Linked DNA regions of Homo sapiens: region 2 is linked to region 1. A link is an interaction called in ENCODE POLR2A ChIA-PET data of the cell type or tissue named here. Cell type or tissue: Caco-2. All regions are shown on one strand. Links, peaks and the distances in the headings refer to the core of each region. The heading gives the core; the rest is flanking DNA.

The links. Peaks named below come from ENCODE experiments on the same cell type or tissue, not always from the same donor. Only the 100,000 strongest peaks of a DNase experiment are listed, where the experiment ranks them.
Region 2: POLR2A ChIA-PET joins it to region 1 with 18 read pairs; 3 of 35 experiments call an interaction of 5 or more read pairs at or near these places.

The regions. Positions count from the first base shown.
Region 1 is chr17:47,645,009-47,655,558 of GRCh38, reverse strand. KPNB1 (karyopherin subunit beta 1) reads right to left here and starts at 5,640. Exons shown (of 22, transcript NM_002265.6): 1 at 5,275-5,640; 2 at 5,115-5,173; 3 at 2,683-2,865. The coding sequence starts at 5,314. It overlaps KPNB1-DT (KPNB1 divergent transcript), which reads left to right and starts at 6,131. Exons shown (of 4, transcript NR_171700.1): 1 at 6,131-6,163. RefSeq lists silencers at 4,620-4,669, 4,970-5,109, 5,220-5,289, 5,720-5,899, 5,910-5,959 and 1 more and an enhancer at 6,640-7,485. In Caco-2, for the core only: no CTCF peak of the experiment used is centred there; DNase peaks (open chromatin) are centred at 4,898 and 5,848; H3K4me3 peaks cover 2,967 bases.
Region 2 is chr17:47,383,663-47,394,212 of GRCh38, reverse strand. EFCAB13 (EF-hand calcium binding domain 13) reads right to left here. Exons shown (of 25, transcript NM_152347.5): 15 at 2,633-2,776; 16 at 114-188. Among named protein-coding and RNA genes, the nearest start is that of EFCAB13, 65 kb to the right of the region's middle. In Caco-2, for the core only: no CTCF peak of the experiment used is centred there; no DNase peak of the experiment used is centred there.

The DNA.
Region 1 (10,550 bases), core at 2,551-10,550:
CAACTCAGCATTCGGGGTGACTTACATAGAAAGGCCTTGGTCAAGTAACAACATCACTAAATACAAAAACAACGTTGCTGATGTTAATAACACCTATGAACTAATCTTTATATAACTTCCAATCTGAAAGGATTTGTTCTGTTTGCCCAAGAATCAAAGAACTGTTCTATCACTGACAGATACCAAAATCTAGCCAGATGTCAAAACAAGATCCACTTGTCATTAAACATGTCTCGCTTGACATGGTAACCACGCCACCATTTATGTAAAGAGTAAAGGCACAGGTATGATAAAAGATGAAGCCACAATTGACCTAGAGCTAATTATTACCGTGATCAGCTAATTCAGTCAATGAACTCACTAAGAATCAGTAGTCCACTCAAAGGCAAACAGTTAACTGTTCTGGCATGAACACGGGACAAAGAATAGCTGCCAGATATTCAGGCCAGCTCTGCTGACTGGGTCGGATCACTTAGTATCCTGCTTTGCAGCTAGCACCAATAATGAACTCCCCCTTTCCTTCTTATACGGTATATCATCATCCCTGGCCCCCACCCCCATCAGCTCTACCCAACTACAAACAGTTCTGATTGATGTTAAATGAAAGGCTTTGCTCTCGAGGACTAGCAGAGCTAGAATGGACAAAAACGGTATGTCAAAGACACGAGGGAATGAGGGGGAAAAACAAGGTGAATTGTCCAAAATATCAGGGGCTGAATGGGTATTATTAACCCAAGTCCAGGGTGCCTTCACACCACACTACATAGTCTCCTAGTACATATGTGGAGTGCACTGAATCCCATTCTACCTTTACCTTTTTCCTTTAGATTGCTTTCTGAAGACTCCATATTACTTGAGGTGATTTAGAAACTACGGATGTCCACCTCCTGAGTACTAAAAGTTTTCTGTTTAAACTAGAGGTAACCTTAATAGTAATATTCAATTATCAGAAAAGAGAAACTAGCTCCCAATTGTGCCCCAATATCCAGATTTCAAAAAAGATCACCAACAGTGAAACTTAGTATTAGTTATCGTTGTGCTATGAAAGGGAAAAAGGCCAAGGTACTGTTAGCTTTTTTCTCATGCCCGAGGGCTTAACCATGCCTATACAAATTATCTAATTTTTTTTTTTTTTTTTTTTTTAAGAAATGGAGTGTCACTCTGTCACCCAGGCTGGAGTGCAATGCGCAATCTTGGCTCACCACAATCTCCGCCTCCCAGGTTCAAGCAATTCTCCTGCCTAAGCCTCCAGAGTAGCTGAGACTACAGGTATCCACCGCCACAGCCAGCTAATTTTTGTATTTTTAGTAGAGACAGGGTTTCGCCATGTTGGCCAGGCTGGTCTCGAACTCCTGACCTCAGGTGATCCACCCACCTCGGCCTCTCAAAGTGCTGGGATGACAGGCATGAGCCACTGCGCCCAGCCATTATTGTCTAATTTTTTTTTAAAGGGTTGGTGTTAAGAGTGATGTGCCAAAAAATAAGCCAATTACAATTCCAATTACATCTTATCCCATTTACTAGTGTGTAAATTAAGGAAGATGAGAAACTGAATGGGCACTATCAGTATCGAGATTTCCAGTGATAGAATATACTTCCATTTATGTCACTTAGCTGAGGGAGAAGGAATTAAAATGTTGTTATTACACAAGCAGAACCAACATGAATAGAAACAGCTCTACATGCTCCAAAACGATTTGAAACCAAGTTGGATTTAATAACCCGGCTCCTTATCATGGGTATGCAAGATTGGTGACAGAAGGAGGTACACAACCAGATACAGAAGTTACTGCCTTACAGGGCACTACTTTACCTAATGCTGATATCTAGAACCAGGAAATAGCAAGTATGATGTGCATAACCATGTCCTGCACAAGTACATATGTAGGAATTCCCCACTAGTTTCCACTCAAATACCAAGGACAAAATGATGACTGCACAGATATTTAACTCACTCCTCTTTGTGCCTTACCCATGTAAGACAGATCACTAAAGAACTTAATTTAAAAACAACAACAGCCAGGCGAGGTGGCTCACTCCTGTAATCCCAGCACTTTGGGAAGCCAAGGCAGGCAGATCACCTGAGGTCAGGAGTTCAAGACCAGCCTGGCCAACATGGTGAAACCCCGTCTCTACTTCAAGTACAAAAATTAGCTGGGCATGGTGGTGGGTGCCTGTAATCCCAGCTACTTGGGAGGCGGAGGCTGCAGTGAGCCGAGATCATGCCATTGCACTCCAGCCTGGGCAACAGAGCAAGACTGTCTCCAAAAAAAAAAAAAAAAAAAAATTCCCTGAGCTGTACTCCAGAAGTACCGAATCGGAATTTCTGGAGAGCTTGGAAATACCTATTAACAAATTCCCTAATTTTTATACAAATGTAGCACCAATTTGTACACTACTCCCATTTGCCAAACAGATTTTACCAATTATGGCACGTAATTAAAGTTTCCCAAACTGCTGCAGCCTACCTCAGTCATCTAAAAAGAATTCCAATCCATCAATGGGAATGGACAAGCTGTGTTGAGAAAGATTTAAGACAAAGACAATTTTTATCTTTAGGTAAAGTTGAGGTCCCAGAAACCTATCACACTGTTAGCTCTATCCCATGCAAATAGCAAAAGATCTGAGAAAGCGATTTCTTGTTCTCTGGGCAATATAACCAAACAGATAAGCGTTACTCACATAGTTCTTGACTTCTCGTCGAGCATTAGCATCAATAGCAAGCCACCTCTGCTGATATTGTGCCTTGATATCTGGATCTTTAGATGTCAAAGAGTTCTTGATTTGTAGACCAGCTGCAACTCTGGCAACCTGACTGTTTCCTGGATTTGCCAGCACTCTGGACAGTTCCACAAGGAAAGTGGGCTGTTAAGGGAAGATAAATTTGTAAATAAAAATATCTTAGGAATTTCCACAACTGAGGATAATTTATAGAGCACTGAACCACCAGAGGGGCGGCGAGGGGGGGAACTAATGTCTAATTTTTTTTTGATATAAGCATTTCAGGAAACCACAAAATATTTACTTCACTGACTTCTATAAAAATGTTACTTAGTGTAACAGGAAGTCTTCCACTTTTCTCGTGGAGCCTAGCACTTAATGAGGAATTACAGATTTCCCTATCAAGATCATTCTTAGTGCCCAAATTGTCATGTTAGACCCCCGAATTGCAAGGTTTCAGAGTATGGTAGTAGTAGTCAGTCTTCTATGTATACTGAGGTGTCCCAAGAACTTTTAATAATGTCTGGTACTCAATGTTTGTTAAATGAATGGCTGTTATGATGGGGGGTAGAAAATAAAACTGTTTATCTAAATTTCAAAAACCTTGGTCCCAAAAGAATGATCCAACTTTCCATCTCATGGCAGCAGCAGGGTAGCTTTTCAATCCATGGAAGGAGGTGATCTTTTATGAGAGGGGGAAATACAGATAAGCCTAAAACAAACTTAGGAGCCTCATCCTCCGTTTTATTTGTGGGCACTCAGCAAAAAGGGAACAATGAAAAAAGCAGATTTATAAGGAAAAGTGATAAGATATTTAGAAATAGGGAAAAAGTGAAAGAAAAAATCTTCAGGCAAGCTGTTCAAGCAAAATAACTTTGTATCTAATGATCAACAATTACTTGCTCCTTTACATTTGGACTTTAGTTGAGGAATACAGTGGATCCCTGAAAAGCATGTTCTTTTGTAACCTTTTGTAATCCACAGGCCTCAAAAACTACTCCCTTTGTTTAAAAATTTAGCACACACACACCTCTCCACCAAAAACCGTGCCCAAACAGCAAAGTTAGCAGGAAAAGTCAAAAGCAGACACATTTTTCTTACTGCTAACAAGCTCTGCAATCACAGCAGAAGATAATTCTTAAAAGTTTTATTAATTATGTACCACTAAAGAATGTTAAGAATGTTAGGAATAAGATAAAAAGCTTTTTGCAAAATTTGCAAAAGCAGAAACAGGAATAATACCCTAAATGGAATTATCAGCCTATACTAGTGGAAAAATCTCTTCTAGGAAAGGATAAACAGGTTAGTTGTAAAAATTGGCACATATGAAAAACAACAAAAAAATCATTCAAAGGCAGTCTGTATAAAATAAGCCTTGTCACTTTGTTGATGTTGACATTTTGCCTATATAACACAAAGGAACACATATGGTTAGTGTTACTCAGACTTAATTCCTATTACCTTTCTCAAAGATGTCAAGCATCATCCAATCCTTCCCTCTGACCCCATCCCCCAACAGGAGATGGACACCAAAGAGAAACTTAACTGGCATCTAGGCTGTTTCAACCAATCCATCCCACATTTTTATACAAAGGACCAGTCTCTAGCGGACTTAGCTTCATTTTCTCCGGACCCCTTAAATTTTAAAATATGAAAAACGAGGAACTTTCCCCTGTGATTTCATCAGCAAACAGGCCCCATCTCAAAGATGAGCCTCAGTCTGTTTTCTGGGTGCAGATCCCTAGTGATTAGGTCTCTATTCATCCAGGTCAGAAGAAAAAAAAAAAAGAAAGAAAGAAAAAGAAAAAACCCCAAGAGAGGAATAACCGAGCAAAGAGGGAAAAATATCAGTGGAAATGGGTTAAGAGGCAGTCGGGTGCCAGGCCTGGCCATGAGTACAGACCAAGGTAGCTAGGAAAGGGCAGAGCTCTAGGAAATAGGTGGGGAGAGCCACAGGGGCCACGGGATAGGAAGGAGAAGCCGGCCGGGGTCAGACAGGGCGGGCGGCCGGGCCCGGAGCTTCCACATGGCCCCTAGGCCCGACTCCCCCGCCCCCACCCCTGCTGAACACGCAGCGCCGCGCAACCTAACTTCCCTTCCCTCCCTCTTTCTCCCTCCCGCTGCACCGCCGCCCTCAGGCCGCGCAACGATTGGGCGGCAGGCAGCTCGGCGCGCCAAGCCATTGGCCAGTCGCGAGGCCCGGGGCGGGACACACCCACCGGCTTCCCGATGGCGGGGTTAGGTTGGACCGGGTTGGGGGGGGAGGGGGAGGGGGGAGGGGGACGGGATGGGGCGGGGTAGGTTCCCGAGGCCTGGGCCTCCGGGAGGGCGGGAAGGCCCCGCACGCAGGGGATGGGGACGCGGCGGGATGGGCGCGGCGGGGTAGCACGCACCAGGTTCTCCACGGCCGCACGCTCCAGGAACTTCTGCGCCGCTTCCAGCTCCAGCCGATCTAGGGGGAGGAAAGTGGGAGACGGAGCGGGGTCAGAGGGGCCGGGCCTCCCCTCCCCCACCCCAATCACCTCAGCCCTACCCCCGGCTCCTGCGTCCTACCGGGAGACACGGTCTTCTCGAGAATGGTGATCAGCTCCATGGCGGAGGTGGCGGCGGCGGCGACTCCTCCTAAGACGACGGCCCGGCCTTTCGGGCGGCGGCTCGAACTGGGGATGGGGGTTGGGGGTCGGGTGGGAAGGGAGGGTGGGGTGGGGGGCGGGGGTCACCACAAACCCATTCACCGGCTCTGTCTGGGTAGTCGGTCCGGCTCCCCTTCCTCTCCTCTTCCCTTACTTCCTCCCTCCAAATGGGCTGCTGGCGGCGGGGGAGGGACCCTGGGGGCAGCTCAGAGCGCGCTGGTGCTCGGGAGGCGGAGGGAGAAAGAAGGAAGGGAGGCTGTGAGTGAGAGGCGGCGCGCAGGGAGGGAGCGAGGGAGGGAGGAAGGCGGAGGGATATTCGGACCGGACCTCTCCGCGGAGGCGCCGCGCTCCACGACGATTGGCCGTTGTCCTGGCCACGCGGAATCCCTAACTGGCCAGGCGCTCAGCGTCGAAGGGCCGTCTCGCGCCCATTCGCCTGCTGGTTTCAAGGCCCGGGTTGGCTGGGCGGGCAGCGGAATGGAGCGCGCGGATTGGCCGAGGGGAGGGAGATTGGGATGGGGTAGGAGAGAGCCCGCCGTTGATTGGGTGGGCTTGGTAAAGGCCTTGAGCTCAGACCGGCTGAGCGCTGGGAGGAGGGTGGACCGGAGGCACGACTCGGATCCTGCGCGATTGGCTGGGATAGTAGGCGTTGATAGGATAGGGTGCCCGGGAGAACTAAGGAGAGGAGTTCGGGGTCGGGGCGCGGGAAGGCGGGAGGTGCCCGGCAACCCTAGGAGCCCGGCGCGGGGCACGATGGGACGCCCCCGGGAAGAGGCGGAGCTGGGTTCGAGCGCTGGGGCTGCGGTTGGGTAAGCGCCGTCGCTCCGAGGGGCGTGTTGCGCGAGGTTTTCGCGGGCCTGAGCGGGGGAGGGGGGACTGTTGAAGTCCTGCGCCGCGCCCACAGGAAGCTGCTTTAATGGCTAGGTCGGCTTGGTACCCTGCTTTCGGCTGGGAGGGATCCGTAAGGCCATGTGGCTCCACTGCCAATGTGTAGATGTGGAAACTGAAGCCCAGAGAGGGTATGGAACTTGTCCAAGGTCACACAGCTGGTTAATGGCTTGGTAAGGAATGGGTTCAGGAGCCCAGAGAGGGTCTGGAACTTGTCCAAGGTCACACAGCTGGTTAGTGGCTTGATAAGCTCAAGCTCTCCTGACGGCCCTTGTCCCTACAAGCAGCTTCCTCTCCAAGGAGTCCCCTAAGCCTGCTTATATGGGGCTTGAGACCTGTGCTGTGATAAATCTGACTTGCTTAGGGGTGAGCTAAGGGATTCCTCCTCTTAGACCCCCCATCCATAGCTACCAGGTACTTGACAGGATGGAAATGTTTCACCCTCCAAAAGTACCCTGTAAAGGCCCAACCTCGAACCAGAAAGAATGTGTGTACAGGAATAAAGGATTGTGGTTCTTAACCTGTTTCAGTTCTCAACCCCGGAAGAAACTCATGAATGCCTTTTCTTAGCAAAATGCATATAAAGAAAACGTGGGCCGGGCGCTGTGGCTCGCGCCTGTAATCCCAGCACTTTGGGAGGCCGAGGGGGGCGGATGACGAGTCAAGAGATCGAGACCATCCTGGCCAACATGGTGAAACCCCGTCTCTACTAAAATATAAAAAATTAGCCCGGTGTGGTGGCGCGTACCTGAAGTCCAAGCTATTCCTGAGGCTGAGGCAGGAGAATCGCTTGAACCCTGGACGCAGAGGTTGCAGTGAGCCGATATCGCGCCACTGCAGTCCAGCCTGGCGACAGAGCGAGACTCCATCTCAAAGAAAAGAAAAAAAATGTGCATACAGTATGTGGCTCAGGCCTGCAATCCCAGGACTTTGGGAGGATCGCTTGAGCCCAGGGGTTCAAGACTAACCTGGACAACTTAGCGAGATCCTGTCTCTTTTAAAAAAAATGAAGATTTTTAAAATGATAAAGGAAAAGTGTAATAATAGGGCCGGGCGCGGTGGCTCATGCCTGTAATCCCAGCACTTTGGGAGGCCGAGGCGGGCGGATCACTTGAGGTCAGGAGTTCAAGACCAGTCTGGCCAACATGGTGAAACCCTGTCTCTACTAAAAATACAAAAAAAAAAAAAAAACCTAGCCGAGCGTGGTGGCGCACGCCTATAATCTCAGCTCCTCAGGAGGCTGAGACAGAATCTCTTGAACCCGGGAGGCAGAGGTTGCAGTGAGCCAAGACTTCACCACTGCACTTCAGCCTGGGCGACAGTTAAGACTCTCAAAAAAAGAAAAAATAAATGGTAACAAAGAATTTCTTGAATTGTTTCATTTTCACAGTAATGATGTAGGGGTAATTGGATGTAGCTGGTTCATAGAGCTTTTTACCATATGACTTGAGCTTGTGAGGTAATTGCCCTGCAGTAGCCACACTGGGAAAACCTAGGAGGAAGTCTGACTTTGTTGAAAGGTTTCACAAAGAATTAGGAAAGATTGGCCAACTCTTTGTTAAAAGAGGAAGAAATGGTCTTTCTCTGCTAGAGATATCTTTGCAGTTTTGAAGCTAGAAATGTAGGGACACCATTCCTCACACCATACTGTGACTAGTGGATTTCCCATGGCTTAGCAGCTAACCCCAGCCTTTTGCTTCATCTATTAACTGTGGAAGAACTGCCCTGTGTGTGTAACTTTGTTATAAATCAGTGAAGATTGGGCCAGGGCGTGGTGGGTCACGCCTTTAATCCCAGCACTTTGGGAGGCTGAGGTGGGCAGATCAACTGAGGTCCGGAGTTAGAGACCAGCTTGGCCAACACAGTGAAACCCTGTCTCTACTGAAATACAAAATTAGCCGGGCGTGGTGGTGGGCACCTGCAATCAATCCCAGCTACTCAGTAGGCTGAGGCAGGAGAATTGCCTGAACCCGTGAGGCAGAGGTGGTAGTGAGCTAAGATTGCACCACCGCACTCCAGCCTGGGTGACAGAGCAAGACTCCATCTCAAAAAAAACCCACTGTACTCCAGCCTGGATGACAGCAAGACTCCATCTCAAAACAAAACAAAACAAAACAACACTGCATTCAGCCTGGGTGCCAGAGCAAGACTCCATTTCAAAAAAAAAGAAATCAATGAAGATTGGCCATGCGTGGTGGCTCACGCCTGTCATTGCAGTACTTTGGGAGGCTGAGGCTGGAGGATCTCTTGAGCCCAGGAGTTTGAGGCCAGCCTGACCAACATGGTGAAACCCTGTCTGTACTAAAAATACAAAAATTAGCCGGGTGTGGTGGTGGGAGCCTGTAATCCTAGCTACTTGGGAGGCTGAGGCAGGAGAATCACTTGAACCCAGAAGTCAGAGGTTGCAGTGAGCCGAGATTGCGCCACTGCACTCCAGCCTGGGCGACAGTGAGACTGTGTCCCCCCACCGCCGCTAAAAAGTCAATGAAGATTAAGTGAGATGACATCTGTGAAAATCCTGGAATTGTCCTTACCTGAGTTACCTACACTACAAATTATCCATAATTTGTTTCACTCAAGCTAACTTTCCCCTGCTCTCCAGCAGTTTGCTGGGCTACCTCTGTCTCAACATCAGTCATGATGATACCAGTGAGGGCAAATGGATTTTTAAAGCAACTGAAATAAGAGCAAAACCCTGTCTCTATACAATTTTCTTTCTTTCTTTCTTTCTTTTTTTGATACAGAGTCTCGCTTTCACCCGGGCTGGAGGGCGGTGGTGCCATCTCAGCTCACTGCAACCTCCGCCTCCCGGGTTCAAGCAATTCTCCTTTGCTCTTAGGATATAGACAAAACCACTTGCATGGCAGGCAAGGTCTTGTATGATCTTGCCTCCGCTCAGCACTAGCTCGACTCAATCCCTTGTTCTCAATCCCTTGTTTTCCCAAGTAGCTGGGATTACAGGTACCCACCACCACGCCCAGCTAATTTTTTTTATATTTCAGATGGGGTTTCACCATGTTGGCCAGGCTGGTTTCAAACTCCTGACCACAAGTTATCCGCCCACCTCGGCCTCCCAAAGTGCTGGGATTACAGGCGTGAGCCACCACGCCCAACCCATACAATTTTGAAAAAGCCGGGCATGGTGGCATGTACTTCAGGAGGGTGAGGCAGGAGGATTACTTGAGGCCAGGAGTTTAAGGCTGCAGTGACCTATGATCCTGCACTCCAGCCTGGGTGACAGCTAGACCCTGTGGCTGAAGTAAAATGCTGGGAAAATAAAAGTTTTACAGCAAAGTTCCAATCAAACATAAAATCCTTACCAAAATCAAAATGAACTGACTTTAGTTGAACTAAAGTTACTGATGGTGCTGTTTAGTTCTTATCAAAAGTACTCACATTCAATAAATGCTGGTGAGGTACCGGAGCTTGAGTGATGAGCACAGACTCCAGAAATTGGGTGCCTGAGTTCCTATCCCAGCTCTACCACTTCTTAGTTTGTGAGTTAACTTTCCTCAATGTAAAATGAGACTATTAATTGTCCTTACTATGTAGGGACAAATAGGGAGGTCCTAAGTGAGTTAAGACATGGTGAATGGGCTGAGTGCAGTGGCTCATGCCTATAATCACAGCACTTTGGGAGGCCAAGGCTGGAGGATCACTTGAGCCCAGGAGTTTGAGGCCAGCCTGGCCAACATGGTGAAACCCTGTCTGTACTTAATACAAAAATTAGCCAGGCGTAGTGGCAGGAGCCTTTAATCCCAGCTACTCGGGAGGCTGAGGCAGGAGAATCACTTGAACCCAGGAGGTGGAGGTTGCAGTGAGCCGAGATCACGCCGTTGCACTCCAGCCTGGGTAACGCAGCGAGACCCTGTCTCAAAAAAGAAAAGAAAAATATGGCAGCTTTAATTTTAATTTAAAAAAATAAATAAAAGACATGGTGAATGCCAGTCTAGCATGTTATGTATGCATTGGCTGTTATCTCCTTACCATGTATTTTGTGCTAAGTGAGTGGTCCTTGGTCTATTAGGGAAGATAGACTTTAATCATTTAATCTCTCAAACATGTAAAGTTGTAAAAGTGACACATGTCAAGGAAGGTTCCAGTCAGGGAGTTCAGGGAAAGCTTAGCTGAGGAAGGGAAGAGAGTTACTCAGGTGAAGAAGAGAGGAATAGTGTGTATGGAGACTCTCGTGGGAAGGAGCTTGGGGATTACAAGTTACTGCAAGAATGCCAGTGTCCCCAAAACAGAGAACAAGGGATTGAGTTGAGCTAGTTTTGAGTGGAGGCAAGACCATATAAGATCTTCCCT
Region 2 (10,550 bases), core at 1,266-9,265, 260 kb after region 1:
ATGACCTGCAGGATAACTAGCTCTATAAGAGACTAAAAGAGTGTTTACGCTCTTCTAAAATCTGTCAAACTATTTGGTCCACAAAAAGCAGAAGACATGATATTCTTACGTACCTAATTTTTCAGAGAAGCATTCCGTGTTGCTCATCATAGTATCAATGAATTCTTTAAAATTCACTTTTTTTGTTTCTACAGGAAAAAGAAACACATTTTTTTGGCATCTTTTAAGTATTATTATGAAAAATATTGAATTATATAAAATACGTTATATATTCAGAAATATATAATTATATCCATCAGGTAATACTAACCAATAAAAATATATGGGTATAAAGGGGAAAAGCAAATCAATTTACAGTAGAGAAGTAAACGCTGAAAAACACCAAGAAAACGGGTCAAAATTCTTCCAGTCCCTCTCAAGCATACATAATATTTTTAACTTTTATTTATTTTTATTTTTATTTATTTATTTATTTATTTATTTATTTATTTATTTTTGAGAAAGAGTCTCACTCTGTCACCCACGCTAGAGTGCAGCGGTGCAATCTCAGCTCACTGCAACCTCCACCTCCCAGGTTCAAGCGATTCTCCCACCTCAGCCTCCCAAGCAGCTGGGATTACAGGCACGTCACCATGCCCAGTTAATTTTCATATTTTTAGGAGAGATGGGGTTTCCATTATATGAATACACAATGGTGTATACCACAATTTATGTATACATTCTGTGGATGAATATCATGCTGCTTTCTTTCTCCTTTTTTGCCATTAAGATCAGTGCTGCCATGTACATTCTTGAATATGCTTCCTGGTACTTAAGTCCAAGAGATTTTCCAGGATTTATAGCTAAGAATAGTATTTCTAAACCATGGGATATGCAAATGTTACAAGATACTACATATTATTTTCCAAAGTGGTTTTACCACTTTCACCATATTTACCAATACTTAGAATAACATATTTCTTACTTTTTCCCAATTTTAGTGGATATAAAAATGTATGTCATGAGCCAGGCATGGTGGCTTGTGCCTTTAGTCCCGGCTACTCAGGAAGATGAGGTGGGAGGATTGCTTGAGCCCAGGAGTTTGAGGCCAACAGATCCCTCTTTTTTTTTTAAGTATCTCATTATGACCTAAACTTTGCACTTCCCTAATTACTAAGGATGTTGAGAACCTTTTCATGTGATTATTAGCAACTTGTGTCTTCATGTGGAAAACTTCTATAATATCTGTTGAGTTGTTGGTTTGTAAAAGTTGCCTATATATTCTCTACGATAATCATCACTGTTGTAAGTGTTGCAAATAACCAGTGTGTGGCTTGTATTTCATTCTCTTTGTTGTATCTTTTAACAAAGAGAAGTTCTTAATGTATGCAAATTTATCAATCTTTTCTAGTTTCTTATTTCATATCTTAAAAAATCCTACGTCAGAAAATTTTTCTTCCCTTTGTTTTTTCTAAACCTTAGTTCTCACACCTGGAAATTATTGAATACGGAGTGAGACAGGGATCTAACTATTCTTTCCATTTGAATAAGTAATTTTTTCAGTACCATTTATTAAATGGTCCTTCTTTCCCCAGTTATCCACCACTTTATCATATATGTTGCCATGTATGTTTGTGGATATGTTTGGAAGTTCCTTATCTTGTCCTATTGGTAAATTTCTCTATCCCTTTGCCATTCTCACACTCTTTTAGTCACTACGGCTTTATAAGGAGATTTGATATCCAGGAGAGCAAGTTCCTCCCAACCCCCACCCCCCAACACACACATATCTCCACAAATGTTCTTCTTCAAGAGTGCTTTAGCTATTCTTAGCCTTTAGTCATTCATATAAATATTAGAATTAGCTTACAAAAAAGTCAGGGTTTTATTAGAATTGCTTTGAATAAATAAGTTAATTAGAGAATTGACAGTCTTGGGTCTCTGAATCTACAGACATGGGATACATTCTTATTTATCTAGATTTTAATGTCTTCACATAGTCTTATTTTCTCTATACAGGTATCATACAACTTAGACATATTCCTTTTTTTACTTTTTATTATGGAAAATGTTAAATATACACAAAATAGAATAGTGTAATATGTTCATATACTATCTCTAGCGTCAACAATTATCAACTCATAGACAATATTATTTCACCTATAACCCCAGTCTCCTGTCGAGCCACTCTCACCCTTTCCTTTAGAAGAGCTGCTGCTAGGTTATATGGGCACAGATACTCAAAAATGGTTTAACTTTATTGTGAATTGTAGGTTTTGACATAATAATGAATCCCTATTTGCCCCAATTTAATGCCTTTTGTCCTGACTTCTACCTTGTCAGACAGCAATACCACAAATTCTGCTTTCTTTTTGTCTGCATTTTTGCCTAGGAAAAAAAATCTTGAAAAGATTATTTAAAGAATAAATAAATAAAATTTTTTTTTAATTAAAAAGACTATTAATACTGGTTATTCCTAAATAACAGGCTTTTGAGTGTTTTCTTGTACTTTTGAGTATTTCCATACTTTTTGTATTAGTTTAATTTTAACTTTTTATAATAAAAAAATTAGTCATTTTTCTAAGAAAAAAATAACAAATTGACCCTCCTTCCAGATGTGTCAATGCAGTTTGCCTGAAAATATATCACTCACCACCAGCTTCAGTCAGTTCTGTGATCTTCTTAAATTCTGGCTTAGAAAGGTAAATACCAAAATTTTGAAGACAAGTATTTAGATCCTCATAATCCACATTTTTATCTTTAATTTTATCAATGGCTTTAATGACACCAGGCAACGCTAAAAATAAAGGAGTATGCTAATAAGTATTAAATATAAGTCAAAAATAAAACACCACTAACAAGATGAATTTTAGTTCTAACACTAAATTAACAAAAATATAAATCACTTCAGCAGTGTTATATACTAAAAGCATATCTAGAATCTTTAATAAAAAAAGTAAGTATCAAAATCAAAGTCAAAAATATATTATTCTAGGCCACACACAGTAGCTCACACCTGTAATTCAAACACTTTGAGAGGCCAGGCGGAAGAATCACTTGAGGCCAGGGATTTGAAAGCAGCTTGGGCAACAAAGCAAGACCCCTGTCTCCACAAAAAAATAAAAAATTAGCTGGGCATAGTGGTGTGCACCTGTATTCCTAGCTACTGGGGAGGCTGAGGTAGGAGAATTGCTTGAGCCCAGAAGATGAAGGCTGAGGTGAGCTATGATAGTACCACTGTGCTTCAACCTAGGCAACAGAGCAAGACCATCTCAAAAAATATATGATAGATAGATAGATAGACAGATAGATAGATAGACAGACAGACACACATACACATATATATTATTCTACTATACTATAGTCTCTGAACCTAAGGAAGCACCAATTTAATTGCACTGATAGTACCATAACTGAAATACATAGGAACAAAATATTATATAATTTCTCCATTTAATTCAACAATTTAAAATTCTTTGTACTCTGCTTCTCAGTAGCAGAAATACAAGCAGAAAATTTTCAATCCAAAATGATAAACTTGGATAATTTTGTGGCAATACATGGCTCAGTCTTTGGTAAATTCACCTTAGTTTATCTTTCTAAATATACATATTATTACTTAGGAATAACTATTCTACATCTCTTCTTATAATAACTTGGAATTTACTCTTCATAAATTTGGTCAGTATTTTCTCCACAAAATTTAAACTGATAAATTTTTACTGCAATTAAAGCATTCTTAAAGGAAATTACTTACAAATATACTGAACTCTTAAGAAGGTTGGCTAACTGGAATTCATCTGGTTTAATCAGAAAACTTCAAAGTAGAGGTGGCACCTTAAATCACTTGAAGAAAAAGATGAAAAAACACAGAGAGAGAGAGAGAAAGTGTGTGTGTGTGTGTGTGTATGAAAAAAACAGAGGTTGTGTATGCGTGTATATTGTGTGTGAATATTGTTTGTGTATATTGTGTTTGTATATTCTACCCCTCTCTCAATAAGTTTTATAATATACAAACACACACAATATATACACATACACACATATACACACACAAACTCTAGAACAAATTAAATAGGTTTTCTCTAATTGATTAGGATAGGTAAAGTAGGAAGCTAGGCAGCAGAGGGCATTAAAGCCATTACCAGGTATAAACTTTAAGTAGTCACTGGAAATCATTATGGCTTTCTAAACAAACAAGTGATGATCAAACTGATGTCTGAACTTGATGATTCTTAAAATGATTATTTAAAAGATGATTCTTTTAAAGAAGATGTGTAAATAGTACATACAGCAAGATACATGTCCCTATCTTGTGAAAGAAATTTTTAAGTGAACAAAATTCCCATTTAAAAATTAAAAGCTCTTTTTTAATTTTACAGGTAGAAACAGCAAGTCACCTTAAGCAAATTTGAGATAAAATGGAAAATCATTTGCAGCCACTGTAGGGGTAGAATAACAGAAACATTTTTCTTTCATCAGCTCAGCTTCTATACATCCAATACCACATGGAATGCAGAAATCTGGGGAAAGGGTGGACCATTTATACAAAAAGCCCAGGTAAAAGAAGAGAATGAGTTTCCAACTATTATTCTTGAGATTCAAAGTTAGCATAATCTGTCAGAGAGGGATAGGGTAAAAAAAAAAAAAAAAAAGATGAAATGAGGGGCCTGGTCACTGTATTGAGTCAGCAAGGGGAAAGATGGTTCTAAATTCATGAGGTGGCTGATAAGAACTCTATTCTCACCTAACCCTCTAAGACTTGGGATTGTAAAGTGGCTGCTGAGTGAATATAAAGAGCTGTACCTTTGAGAATCTTGTTTAGTTTGTCATGGGGCTTTCTTGCTTGAACTCACACAATGCTTCCTTGATGCAGGTCCATATAAAGAGCTATACGCTTGGGAGTACAGTGGCTCACACCTGCCATCTCAGCATTTTCAGAGGCCAAGCGGGGAATTGCTTGATACCAGGAGTTCAAGACCAGCCTGAGCAACACAGGGAGACCACATCTCTACAAAAGATTATTTTTAAAAATTAGCTGGGCTGAGTGGCATGTGCCTGTGATCCCAGCTACTTGGGAAGCTGAGGTGGAAGGATTATTTGAGCCCAGGAGGTCTAGGCTGCAGTGTGCAATGATTCAGCCATTGCACTCCAGCCTAGATGACAGAGCAAGACCCAGTCTCAAAAAAAAGATTATGAATGGCTAGTAAGCATGTGAAAATATGCTTGACATCATTACTCATTAAGGAAATGCAAAACTAAAACCACAGTGAAATACCATTTCACACCTATTATAACAGTTATAATAAAAAAAAAAATCAAGTGTTGAGAAGATGTGAAGAAACTAGAATCCTCATACATTGTTGGTGAAAAATGAAAATGTTATAAACACTTTGGAAAACAGTTTTGACAGTTTAAGAGTTAAACATAAATTCACCATATAGACTAAAATTCTTCTCTTAGGAATCTCCCCAAGAGAAATAAAAGTGTATGTCCAGAGGAAGACATGTATACAAATGTTAATTTCAGTATTATTCATAACAGCCCCAAACTGGAAATAATCAAATGTCCATGAGCCAATGGACCACCAACAAAGTAAAGAATATCCATACAATATAATATAGATTTATTTAGCCTTAAAAGGGGATGAACTACCGATACATACTACATAAATTAACCTTAGAAACCAGAAGTGTGATGTCACCAAAATGGCAGAACAGAAGCAATCTGGCTTCATTCTCCCCTACTGAAAACCAAAAACAAATATCCAGTGCCAAGATTAACACCAGTAATATCCCAGAACTCACATCTGAAGCTGAAATGACTCCTGGGGGCACAGAGAAGTGAAAATCTCCAAGCAGATGTTAAGAAAAAAGGACTTCTATATCCACAACACCCCTCCCCCAAACTGCCAGGTACCATGAGGAAAAGTCCCCCTGAAATCTTCATTTCTACAGTGGAAAAAGTGAGACCATGGCAGTCAGCCAGCTTCCCCACCATCTTGGGTTCCTTTACAGGAAAACCATTCCTGAATCAACCCAAAGGAAGTATTATGAGTGCCTATAGGCAATAAACCCCCTGAGGGCAGCTAGAAACTAAAAGAGAGGTGGGACCAGCAACCCCAGGCCACAAAATTCTGCTCTTTATCTCAGCCAAAGGAGACACCAAATCAGAGTGGCTGTTCAGCAGTACCACACTGTAGGAAGGCACATGCCATGGCTCCACTCAGCATGAACCTATAGACAGCCTTCCCACACAGCTAGAGTATCGCTTTTGAGACCTCCCCATTTGAGACATGCAGGACTCTGAACAGTTGTGAAGCCAAGGCAAATCTGGGTTTAAAATACAATCTAGTAACAAAAAGATGCAGTGATCTAGGGTTAAGGTGACTCAACAGGCAAAGTGCAAAAATCCTCTAAGCATATATACCCTGGGAAGACCAAAACAAGCTAGACAGCAAAGACTGGAATAAATAATTAATGGTTCAATGACAAGATATAGACATATGTCCACAAGGAAGAACAGCAAACTAGGAACCATGACCTCCTCAGATGGACAGAGTAAAGAACTAGTAACTGACCTTAATAAGACAGCAATGTGTGAGCTCTCAGATAAAGAATCCAAAATAGTGGTTTTAAGGAAATCTCATCAAAGACTGTAGAGACAAAGAAGGTCACCAAGTAATAATAAAGGGGCTGATCCAGTAAGAGGATATAACAATTATAAATATGTATGTACACAACAACAGAGGACCCAAATATATAAAGCAAACATTAATAGACCTAAAGGGAGAGAGAGACTGCAATGCAATCCTAGTAGAGGACTTCAACACACCATTCTCAGTAATGGACAGATGATCCAGAAAGAAAATCAACAAAGAAACATCAAAGTTAAACTACACTCTAGATCAAATGAACCTGACATTTGCAGAACATTTCATCCAACTGCTGCAAATACACATTATTCTCATCAGCACATCGAACATTCTCCAGGATAGGCCACACGTCAGGCCACAAAAGAAGTCTCAACAAATTTTAAAAAGTCAAAATCATATGAAGTACTTTTCTGATCCCGATATAATAAAACTAAAAATCAATAACTAAGGAATTTTGGAAACTATGCAAACACTGAGACTGCTGGCAAGATGGCTGAACAGGAACAGCTCCGGTCTGCAGCTCCCAGCAAGACCAACACAGAAGGCCGGTGATTTCTGCATTTCCAACTGACGTACCCTGCTCATCTCATTGGGACTGGTTGGGCAGTGGGTGCAGCCCATGGAGGGCGAGCAGAAGCAGGGTTGGGCATCGCCTCACCCACGAAGTGCAAGGAGCAGGCGGCGGCGGGGAGGGGGTGGGAGGGCTCCCTCCCCCAGCCAAGGGAAGCCTTGAGAGACTGTGCTATCTGGGCCAGATACTATGCTTTCCCCACGGTTTTTGCAATCCACAGACCAGGAGATTCCTTCGCGTGCCTACACCACCAGGGCCCTGGGTTTCAAGCATAAAACTGGGCGGCTGTTTGGGCTGACACCAAGCTAGCTGCAGGAGTTTTTTTTTGTACCCCAGAGGCACCTGGAATCCCAGCGAGACAGAGCTGTTCACTCCCCTGGAAAGGGGCTGAAGCCAGGGAGCCAAGTGGTCTCGCTCAGCGGGACCCACTCCCATGGAGCCCAGCAAGCTAAGAACCACTGGGTTAAAATTCTCGCTACCAGCACAGCAGTCTGAAGTCAAACTAGGAGGATCAAGCTTGGTGTGGGGAAGGGCATCTGCCATTACTGAGGCTTGTTTTCCCCTGACAGCGCTAAAAAGGCCTGGAAGTTCGGACTGGGTGGAGCTCAACACAGTGTGGCAAAGTGGCTGCAGCCAGACTGCCTCTCTAGATTCCTCTTCACTGGGAAGGGCATCTCTGAAAGAAAGGCACCAGCCCCAGTCAAGGGGTTATAGATAAAACTCCCATCTCACTGGACCAGCGTATCTGGGGGAAGGGGCGGCTGTGGGCACAACTTCAGCGGACTTTAAACGTTCCTGCCTGCTGACTCTGAAGAGAGCAGCAGATCCTGACAAGGAGGGCTCTCCCAGCACAGCGCTTGAGCTCTGCTAAGGGACAGACTGCCTCCTCAACTGGGTCCCTGACCTCCATACCTCCTGATGGGGAGAGACCTCCCAACAGCGATTGTCAGACACCTCATGCAGGAGAGCTCTGGCTGGCATCAGCCTGGTGCCCCTCTGGGACAAAGCTTCCAGAAGAAGGAGCAACAGCAATCTTTGCTGTTCTGCAGCCTACACTAGTAATACCCAGGCACATAAGGTCTGGAATGGACCTCCAGCAAACTGCAGCAGACCTGCAGAAGACGGGCATGACTGTTAGAAGAAAAAGTAACAAACAGAAAGCAGTAACATCATCAACATAAGGAACCCCCATACAGAAACACCATCCAAAGATCAAAGGTAGGTAAATCCATAAAGATGAGGACAAACCAGCACAAAAACGCTGAAAATTCCAAAAACCAGAATGCCTCTTCTCCTCCAAATGATTGCAACTCCTCTCTAGCAAGGGCACAAAACTAGACAGAGAATGAGTTTGATGATTTGACAGACGTAGGCTTCAGAAGGTGGGTAATAACAAACTCCTCTGAGCTAAAGGAGCATGTTCTAACCCAATGCAAAGAAGCTAAGAACCCTGACAAAAGGTTACAGGAACTGCTAATAGAACAACCAATTTAGAGAAGAACATAAATGACCTGATGGGGCTGAAAAACACGGCACAAGAACTTCATGAAGCATACACAAGTATCAATAGCTGAATCAATCAAGCAGAAGAAAGGATATCAGAGATTGAAGTTCAACTTACTGAAATAAGACATGAAGACAGGATTAGAGACAAAAGATTGAAAAGGAATGAACGAAGCCTCCAAGAAATATGGGACTATGTGAAAAGACCAAACCTACGATTGATTAGGGTCCCTGAAAGTGACAGGGGAGAATGGAACCAAATTGGAAAACACACTTCAGGATATTATCTGGGAGAACTTCCCCAATCTAGCAAGACAGGGCAACATTCAAATTCAGGAAATACAGAGAATACCACTAAGATACTCCTTGAGAAGAGCAACCCTAAGGCACAAAATCATCAGACTCTCCACGGTTGAAATGGAGGAATAAAAGTTGGCTGAGCGTGGTGGCTCACGCCTGTAATTCCAGCACTTTGGGAGCCCGAGGCGGGCGGATCACAAGGTCAGGAGATCGAGACCATCCTGGCTAACACGGTGAAACCCCATCTCTACTAAAAAAATACAAAAAATTGGCCAGGCGTGGTGGTGGGCGCCTGTAGTCCCAGCTACGTGGGAGGCTGAGGCAGGAGAATGGCGTGAACCCAGGAGGCGGAGCTTGCAGTGAGCGGAGATGTGCCACTGCACTCCAGCCTGGGCAACAGAGCGAGACTCCTTCTCAATAAAAAAAAAAAAAGTTAAGGGCAGCCAGAGAGAGAGGTCAGGTTACCTACAAAGGGAAGCCCATCAGACTAACAGCAGATCTCTCTGCAGAAAACCTACAAGCCAAAAGAGAGTGGGGGCCAATATTCAACATTCTTAAAGAAAAGAATTTTCTAACTGGAATTTCATATCCAGCCAAACTAAGTTTTATAAGTGAAGGAGAAATAAAATCCTTACATACAAGCAAACGCTGAGGGATTTTGTCAACACCAGGCCTGCCTTGCAAGAGCTCCTGAAGGAAGCACTAAATATTAAGAAGGGAAAAACTTTCTTAATATAAGAAAAACTTTCTTAATACCAGCCACTGCAAAAAAAAAAAACAGTCGTATATAAAGACCAATCACACTATGAAGAAACTGCATCAACTAATGTTCAAAATAACCAGCTAGCATCATGATGACAGGATGAAATTAACATAGAACAATATTAACCTTAAATGTGAAGGGGCTAAATGCCCCAATTAAAAGACACAGACTGGCAAATTAAATGTATTCAGGAGACCCATCTCACATGCAAAGACACACATAGGCTCAAAATAAAGGGATGGGGAACTATTCACCAAGCAAATGGAAAGCAAAAAAAAAAAAACAAAAAAAAAAAACTGGGGGTTGCAATCCTAGTCTGTGATAAAACAGCCCTTAAACCAACAAAGATCAAAAAAGACAAAGAAGGGATTAATGCAACAAGAAGAGCTAACTATCCTAAATATATATGCACCCAATGCAGGAGTACCCCGATTCATAAAACAAGTTCTTTGAGACGTACAAAGATACTTAGACTCCCACACAATGAAAGTGAGAGAATTTCACACCCCACTATCAATAGTCGACAGCTCAAGGAAACAAAAAATTAATAAGGATTTTCAGGACTTGAACTCAGCTCTAGATTAAGCAGACCTAATAGACACCTACAGAACTCTCCACCCCCAACCAACAATATACATTCTTCTCAGCACTTCATCGCACTTATTCTAAAATTGACCACCCCCAATCAACAGAATATGCACTCTTCTCAGCACTACATCGCACTTATTCTAAAATTGACCACATAATTGGAAGCAAAATACTCCTCAGCAAATGCAAAA